3 separate regions of the Homo sapiens genome follow, and regions 1 and 2 are each linked to region 3. Evidence: chromatin contacts called from ENCODE Hi-C or POLR2A ChIA-PET data. All regions are on one chromosome and are shown on one strand. Each heading gives the region's core, a stretch centred on a gene start or an enhancer-like site at or near the end of the contact. The rest is flanking DNA. Distances are from core to core; before and after follow the strand shown. Region 1 overlaps TRPM8 (transient receptor potential cation channel subfamily M member 8). Region 2 has its middle 52 kb from the start of SPP2. Region 3 holds the start of HJURP (Holliday junction recognition protein).

Region 1 (2,700 bases), core at 18-2,517, 140 kb before region 3:
AGATGCCAAATTCCCTTAAATGATTCTACAAACCTAACATCATCATAATAATATTCACAAGAATTTTTGGGGGAAGGAGAAAGAAGAAAGAATCCACAAGATAAGCCTTAGGCTCCTCTGTACAATTAAATATACAAGAAATGCCAGAAAAGTTTTGAATAAGAATAATGAGGGAAACTTGTACAACAGATGTTAGAACGCCTAAAAGAAAAAAATACTTCAGTAATCAAAGCCATTTGGTAGTAAAAACCAAAATACAAAGACAGATCCACAGAACAGAATGCAAAGTCTGCAAAAAATTCACAAGGAAAAAGTAGATGCTAAAACAATGGCAGAATTTTCAAATACACTGAAATACAAGAAACTTGTCAGCTAATTCCCTATCAGATGGACACCTCCTCCAAACTTTGCGTAGATTTCATGGATTTTCCTTTGTCGCTCCTTCCCCAGCACACAGGCAGTATCTAGCCAGTACTGCCCCATGGCCCGTGGTGACAGTGACTTTTCGCTCTCTCTGATGCGCTGGTGTGTATGTTAAACTGTGTAACACATCCTGGTTCCCCTCTCATTCTGCAACATCAAAAAAGCAGGTACAAAGCCAACAACAGCCAGCAGTAAGAGATGACAAGCGATTGGATCACACTGATTTTGGAATTGATAATTCAGGTTAGTATATTGCTAACAGAATAACCAACTAAGACTGTGCCATATACTTGCACGAAGACCCATGACATTTCTCTTCAACTTCAGGAAAAAGTCCAAATTCTTTAATATACTATAAAAGACTCTCCATAACCTAGCCCCTGCCTACATTTCCACCCTCCCCGGCTGCTGATTCCTCCCTAGACTAACATTATCTCCCCTGCTTCTACCTCTCCTACCAACACTTGGGGCTCTGGGTACATGATCTTTCAAGCAAACATCACCTCCACCTAGCTGCTGCTGCAGATCCTAGGCTCCCCCAGCCAACAATCTCACAATTAATAACTCCCTCCTCTGCAAATAGCCTCTCCATGCTGTTTGTATTACATTATATTATATATATTATATTCATATGTTTCCATGTCATCTCTTCCCTTAATATCAGGGACTTAACCTTTCTCTGCCTCCCACTCCTTACGTGTAAAATGGCAATAAGGCTGCACCTGAGGCAGGTTAGATGAGGTGGTCAGAGCCTCCCTTGACAGGAAACAAGAAACTTGTCAAATTGATGAAGAGAACAAACCACCTAACAGTGCACAGACCGCATCCTGAGCTCGTGGTTAGAACACCCTACAGCAAAAAGGCAGGAGCAGAAGAGAAAAATCCCCACATTTGTACAAGCACAGAAACCCGTGATTAGTGTCCTTGGGCTGACCTGTGCTCATTATAATAGTAAAAAACACACCCCCAGGTGGAGATTTAAAATGCTTATAAGACATGCGATGGATGTACTAGCATGTACAGCCACTGCACATGTGGACCTAAGAAACCACTCCTAACATGCTTAATAGCAACACCCCTTACCACCCCTTCATGAATAATCATGCAAATTTCCCATAAAGGGAGATCCCCCAGTATTAGACAGAGCTGTCTTGCCTTTGAGTGGCCCGTTCTGACCGGCTGCTAGAGTGTACTTTGGCTTTGCAGTCAACTCTCTTGCTTGCTTTTGCTTTTGACTCACTTTCAAATTATTTTCTGTCCCAAAGTCAAGAACCTGAACTAGCCCACCGGCTACACACCTACACAGAAATGAGTAATAATTAAATGAGGCGACCCCTGTAAAGCACTTGAACCTGTGCCCAGCATGGGAAAGCTTCAATAAATATTAGCTATTGTTACTATTACAATTATCTGCGCTCTTCTTTCTATTCTTTTCACCCCAATTCAATAACCTCCCTTAGACTGTTCACACAGCACTCAAACCTTTAGTTTGTATCAGGTCATTATTTTCTTCCTTCTACTTTTCTGCATGTTTATATTACTCCTAAGATCTGAAAAACATTTTTAGAAATTATTCTACAGCAGGACATGTTTGACGAGTCCTTTTCAGAACTGCCTGGGGTGAACTTATCTTCAGGGCACAATGCTTATAAATGCCCTAGCTCCTGGTAAGTCGACCTGGAGTCATTTACTGACTTTAAATTCACTTCCTGCCGCTGATAAGCCACACAGGCCCTGTGATCGATAATTTTAATGTAGAATAATCACAGATGTTCACATCCATTTCCTTTCTCTGTTGAATACCATCTAGAGAGCACTCCAATACTCCTTCAGAATTCCCAAAGGTACATTTGCATTGCAGTTAATAAGGTTGCCATTGTGTATGGTTAAGCTTTTAAATGAGTATTTTGATGTGGTGCCAGGGAAGGGTCACATCCTGGGGCCATCTGCTCACAGAGTAAGCCCTGAACAACTTTAAAAATGATCAGAAACAGTGTTCCAAGGATTTAACCTAAGGATAACAACACGGCGTCTCTCGCTGTTCTGGTGTCCCCAGACAGGTATTAGCCAGGAAAAGGCCTCTGGTTTAAGCCGGAGCTAATCGAGGAGGTTCCCCAAGGACAGGGATGTTGCAAGCTGTCACACTTAAGCACTGACTGGGGCAACAGTAGGATGTGATGCAGTGGCTCTGGCCTCGTGGGGAAGAGACCTGAGTTAAGCCAGATAACGCGCGGCCAGGACCACAGACGCTGAGCTGCTGGGACTTCATCTCCTTCA
Region 2 (2,700 bases), core at 67-2,566, 250 kb before region 3:
AACTATAGGGAGAGGCTGCTGGGGCCTATGGACCAGGGCCTTCTCCCAGCCTAAAAGACTTTTTCCTGGTGTCCAGTGAAGTTACTCATGACACAGGTTTATGTGTGAGTTTTTTGTTTTGTTTTAGGTTTAGGTTTCCAATTTCCTTAGTCAAGAGAGATCAGCAGTTGCAGAGGAGGTCTCCATTCAGTCTTTGAACACACCTGGACATACACCTAGACTGATTTCTACACACATCATGTGCCTATGTGGGCCTCTGTCAGTCACTTGGTTCCAGACTGGCTTTAGGGACGATCATGTTGCTTCCCTGCATATTCCTTTCCACATTTCCAAACAGAAGTTTAGGATTTTGCCTTTTATTGATTTAAGAGGGAAGTGTGGATGGAATGAGGATAGGAAGGCTATCCTCAAAACCAGGGGTAAAGCCAGGATTGGTGCATTTTGTCTGTGAATGAGTTAGTTCATTTATTATTCTTTTCCCTGGAACTATGAGAACAGTTACACTTGACTGATTTTTTTTTCTTTCTACACTGTAATTCCTTCCTGCTATTCAGAAGAGTTTGCCAAACCCTGATAGGTAGGAAGATGGATAGATGAATGGATAGAGAGAGAGAGAGAGAGAGAGAGAGAGAGAGAGAGAGAGAGAGAGAGATTCTGAAGTTACTGGTTTATTGGGAAAATTCAGGGAAGAGGCAGGAAAGTGAAGGGTAGCCTTTTTTCCACCAGAGCTCCAGGAGGAAACCAGCAAGAGAGGAAGCAGTGGCCCAGGCCCTATCTGAGAGAGGCAGAGGAGACCTTGGAAAGTATTTGCTGCCCATCCTTTTCCCAGAAAGGGCAATGAGACTCTTGTTTCTTACTTATATTTTGGTAGCTTGAATAATACCTCCCCAGCCCTATACTATGAATGTGTACTATAAAGTACACTTATGGTATAAAGCCATATAAATGGCCAAGGTCCCCTGCAGGTGGGATTAACTTAAAGTGGAGGAAGGTAACTCTGGACAGCAACAGGGAGAGCTGATGCTGGGGTTGCGTAGACACCAAAATCAAAATAGCGCTATTTATGGAGCACATTTTTAGAAATTCTCCCATGTGATTTTCTCAAAAACGCTATGAGGTAATAAAGGCTCAGAGAAGTCAAATTTTTTGCTCAGAGAAATCCAGCTAAAAAGTAGCTGAACTGTAATTGAAATGTATGCCTGACTGTACACAAGGTCTCTCCTAGTAACTCAGCCATTTCACATCAGAGGTGGCTGACAGGAAGCAACCACCTGCAATACTCTCTTTAATACAAAGGAGTCTCTGTAGTCCCGTGGTTTGGTGTGCACAGAACTCACCTGACCTGCTTCTCCCTCCTGGAGTCTGCAGGATGACAACGACCTGTGTAGGGCATTGGGCACTCCTGCCTCCACCTTCCAACCTCTGTGTGACTTCCTGACACTGATACCTCCAAGTCTATGGTCCCATTCTCTCTTCTCACCCCATCCCTTCACAAGTCATGGAAAACTCCAAAGTGCAATAAACTTGGTGCCAAAAGAACCTCTTACTCTTTCCCCTACCTCCACCAAACCTTTGCAAAACTTCTGAAGAAATTTGAGCTTACTCTTTCTCAGAATGGAAGGAATATTAGAAGGAAACAATAAGAATGGAAAGGGGATGGAAAAACCAGCCTTGAAGGGGGAGAAGAGGAAGCCAACATTCGCTGAACACCTGCTACATATCACACATGTCATGGTTGGCGTGTGTTCATTCTTAATCCTCCCAACCCACTACGGTAGGTAGAAACATCCCATCCTACAGGTAGGCAAACTGAGGTTCAGTGAAGATAAGTAACACACCTGAAGTCAAAAGACCCTGAAATAGCAAAATCACTTTCAACTCTCAATCTCCCTGGCCCACGCTCTTTGCCCCAGAGCCGGCTAGCCAGTGGCCCTGTAGGCGAACCAAGCAGAAGGCCCTCTCCTCAAAAATATCCCACAGAGAGCCACATCTCTGATGAGGTGTTAACCAGGAGCAGGATTGCTAACAGTCCCCCATGTTGGCCATGCCCACCATCCCTGCTCCCTGGAGGATAAAAGGGAAGAGACTTTGAACAAGACTCTGTGTGTGTGTGTGTGTGTGTGTGTGTGTGTGTGTGTGTGTGTGTGTCTGCCTTTCTCTCTTCTTCTGTCTCCCTCTTTCCCTCTGTCTCTTTCTGTCTCTGTCCCTTTCTCTTTCTGTCTGCCTGTCCCTCTGTCTCTGTCTCTCCATCTCTCATCACTCTCCCCCAACCTACAGACCACAAAGGTTTTCCCCACCACTTTACCATGGGCAGAAGCATTCACGGGGTCTCCACTATACATCCATGGAGAAGTAGGAAGTCAATTTTGGACTTTGAATCGCACTGTAGTTTCTAATCCATCAGTCACAAAGCAGTTTTTATTCATACTTGATACTTATGTTTCTGTGTGACACAATTTAGCACTCTGAGGACAAGGGATTTAATTATTTATCCCTTTAAATCTTAACCACAAAGCTTGTCTTGTTATCTGCCATATCTCCAGTGACAAGCATAGTCCCCGGCATATAGTGCAGGCTCAATATATATGTAAAATGGTAGATATATGTCTTAACATGCATGTTCTAGGAAAGTAATTGAGTATGTAAATGCAAGCATTGGGCACACAATTTTATGTGAAATGTCAGCTGTGCTGTTGTTGT
Region 3 (2,700 bases), core at 64-2,563:
AATGTGTAGATCCTGCAACTGGAGAAGACTCAGAGAGGATGTTTATATAGGGAGGAAGGGAAGGAAAGAAACAGGATTGGTAGGTTACCCCATCCAATTCCGTGGAATTGAGAGCTCGGAAGATAAAGTGGCCCAGGGTTTTCTTCCATCAGACTGAAATGATACAGCCTTCCTGTTCCCACCTGGATCAGTCACTGGTGCTGGGCCACCCTGGGGCAGCAGGACCTTGGGTGAGGGAGTTCTCTGCAACTGAATCATCCCAGAATAGGCTGACAACTGAAGGCCCCTGCCAACTGCCCTCCTAGCAGCTGTGGCATCTTAAGGGGAATCAGGCCAGCACATCTCTGTGTCCAGCACAACGCAACACGTTTTGTGGACACACACACTACATGAGCCCTGAAGTTCTTACCCTCCACCCACTCCCACCTAAATTTCCGCAGGACATCATGATAGAATTGCCGTGCAGGCTGAAAGGAGGTGAAGAGCCCCCTCTAAGGGACCTCCTGGTGCTCAGTAATGCTTTTATTTTCAATCACATACTATGGTAATCATATCAGCACAAGCACACAAATGTGGTTAAGTGATGAAGCTGAATGAAACTTTCCTAAGATGTCAATCATAAATTCCATCAACCATACTAAAGACTGATTTATCTTGCTCTTCTCTCTGGAGAAAATATTACAAGATTAATATCAATGAAGAAGCAGAATATGCAATCAGAAATACATAGGGAAAAAGCTGGGTTAATAGAAGTATTTTCCTGGATTTTGTGATGTGTATCGCATTTGTCAGCATCTTTAAATGTGTCATTCGTTGAGACTTATTTTTTCCTTCTAGATGAATATTCGCTATCCTGCCTCCTTTTGGGTTGGTAATTTGGGGTTGTCTTTCTTAGGCCCCTGCCCTGGAAACTGCGCCGGGATCCCAGGCGGAGGGGTGAGGAAGGCGGACCTCGCCCAGCGGCGACACCCAGAGCAAGTCACGCAGAAATCTCCAGGCCGCACTTATCTCCGGTGCACAGCGCGGGAGATGACACGCATCCCACCGGATCTCGCACAGCACCGCTGATGAATAAGCACACAGCTGTTTGTACAACTACCACCGGCCGTGGCGGCCGGAGACCCTCCCTCCCTTCCGCCGGACATTGGGGCGTGGCTGGAAACTCGGGAGTGGATTGGCCGGAAGGTGGGACGCAAATTTGTTTGAAAGGCCCAATCAGTGCCCGGCTTCTCCGCTCTAGCCAATAGAAAACCGAGAGGAAGGCAGGGAGGGCGGAGTCTCCTATTTGAGTTTGTGGCGCGCGAGGCCCTGCAGTCCGGGTTGGCGCTTGGGTACTGGCTGGGTCCGATGCTGGGTACGCTGCGCGCCATGGAGGGCGAGGACGTGGAAGACGACCAGCTGCTGCAGAAGCTCAGGGCCAGTCGCCGCCGCTTCCAGAGGCGCATGCAGCGGCTGATAGAGAAGGTGCGGCCCCCGCCGGTCCGCCGGGAGGGGAGGCCTGCGTGTCGGAGTGAGGCTGGGAGGGGACGTAGGACGGGAAGGGAAGGGGCTCTGAGGACTCGGAGCGGGGGTTGGGGAAGCGGGACTGGGGCTTGGATGCGGAGAGAAGGTGGAGGCGGAGCTGGGGGCTCCGGAGAGGGAAAAAGGAGGCAGCGCCGAAGGCTTCGGTGCGGGGACGGGGAGGAAAGACTGGGGCCTCCGGAACGGGGAGTGGGGAAGCAGGCCTGGGGCTCGGGTGCAGAGAGGAGGGTTTGGTGGGGCTGGGGGTGCTCCTGAGTGGGACGAGAGAGGCGGAGTTGGGGGCTCCGCTGCAGAGACCGCGTTTGGGGCGCCCCAGGCCAGACTAACGGCCTCTCACGGGCTGGCGCCGCCTCCTCCCGGGTCTGGGGCCCCTCGTGGCCCTGGAACCTGACAGGAAGCCCCTTCCTCCTCCGCAGTACAACCAGCCCTTCGAGGACACCCCGGTGGTGCAAATGGCCACGCTGACCTACGAGACGCCACAGGGTAAGGGTCTTCCCCACCTTCTGAGTATTCGGGTGAAGAGTGTGAATGGAGTAGTTGAAATGCTGTCCCTGCTCTCTTAAGAAGTAAACATTGTTCACCTAACTAATAGGAACCAAAACATTGGTGCCCTTAAACCTGTAAATTACTTGAATTACTTATTAGAACAATTCCTGAAGAGACATAGGTGCCTCCTGGCTCACATGCCTCCGGCTTACCGGGTTGGCATCCCCGCTGGCCACCTCCCCACCATGGCAGCGTGGGGCAGTTGCTTAGCTGGACTGGTCTCAGTGTCTTCATCTGTGAAATGGGAAGGATGATGACAATAATGTCTCCTGGGCGTGGGTGTTGTAACAGTCACGTACAATCCCTATGAAACTGTGAACAGTACCCCGCCCCGCACTGTGAATACTCACATTGACTATTGTTTGCCCTGTTTAACTTGGAGTAGTAACTGTCTTCCTTGAGGCTCCAAGTACTTGAATAGGGAGGAGAAGGCATTCCGTTTAATAGTTAATGTAAACGGACTGAAATCTTGTGGATTCTTTTTGGTAAATAGCTGGTGACACTTTGCACTGGCTGGGGTCAATTCCTCCCATATAGCTTTATAACTAACTCAGTATCACTTAATGAAAACAAACCTCAGAGCAAGTTCTATGTTGCATTAAACGGACACAGAAGGTTCACAAGATCTGCTCC

Evidence for each region. A loop is a pair of places that touch in the nucleus more often than their neighbours do. ChIA-PET counts read pairs that join two places held with the same protein, here RNA polymerase II (POLR2A). Pooled maps may share reads with other maps.
Region 1: a pooled map shows a loop between it and region 3 (4-fold over the local background). The contact joins the enhancer-like site here to the promoter of HJURP in region 3. A Hi-C loop is called at or near these places in 5 of 50 pooled maps. POLR2A ChIA-PET finds 5 or more read pairs at or near these places in 5 of 52 experiments (CD8-positive, alpha-beta memory T cell, T-cell, activated CD4-positive, alpha-beta memory T cell and 2 more).
Region 2: a loop to region 3 is called in a map of mammary epithelial cell, with 6 times the contacts of the local background. The contact joins the enhancer-like site here to the promoter of HJURP in region 3. A Hi-C loop is called at or near these places in 3 of 168 maps with a recorded cell type or tissue (Calu3, mammary epithelial cell and naive thymus-derived CD4-positive, alpha-beta T cell) and 6 of 50 pooled maps.

The regions. Positions count from the first base shown.
Region 1 is chr2:233,989,263-233,991,962 of GRCh38, reverse strand. The region is part of intron 21 of TRPM8 (transient receptor potential cation channel subfamily M member 8); the gene reads right to left. Among named protein-coding and RNA genes, the nearest start is that of SPP2, 60 kb to the left of the region's middle. RefSeq lists an enhancer at 1,387-1,436. Within about 2 kb of position 1,267, at least 4 of the 41 ENCODE cell types and tissues checked have a DNase peak (open chromatin) inside an H3K27ac peak, as active enhancers do.
Region 2 is chr2:234,100,892-234,103,591 of GRCh38, reverse strand. No RefSeq gene overlaps it. Among named protein-coding and RNA genes, the nearest start is that of SPP2, 52 kb to the right of the region's middle. Within about 2 kb of position 1,316, at least 2 of the 41 ENCODE cell types and tissues checked have a DNase peak (open chromatin) inside an H3K27ac peak, as active enhancers do.
Region 3 is chr2:233,853,148-233,855,847 of GRCh38, reverse strand. It overlaps HJURP (Holliday junction recognition protein), which reads left to right and starts at 1,313. Exons shown (of 9, transcript NM_018410.5): 1 at 1,313-1,464; 2 at 1,938-2,004. The coding sequence starts at 1,348. RefSeq lists a silencer at 1,112-1,371 and an enhancer at 439-1,431.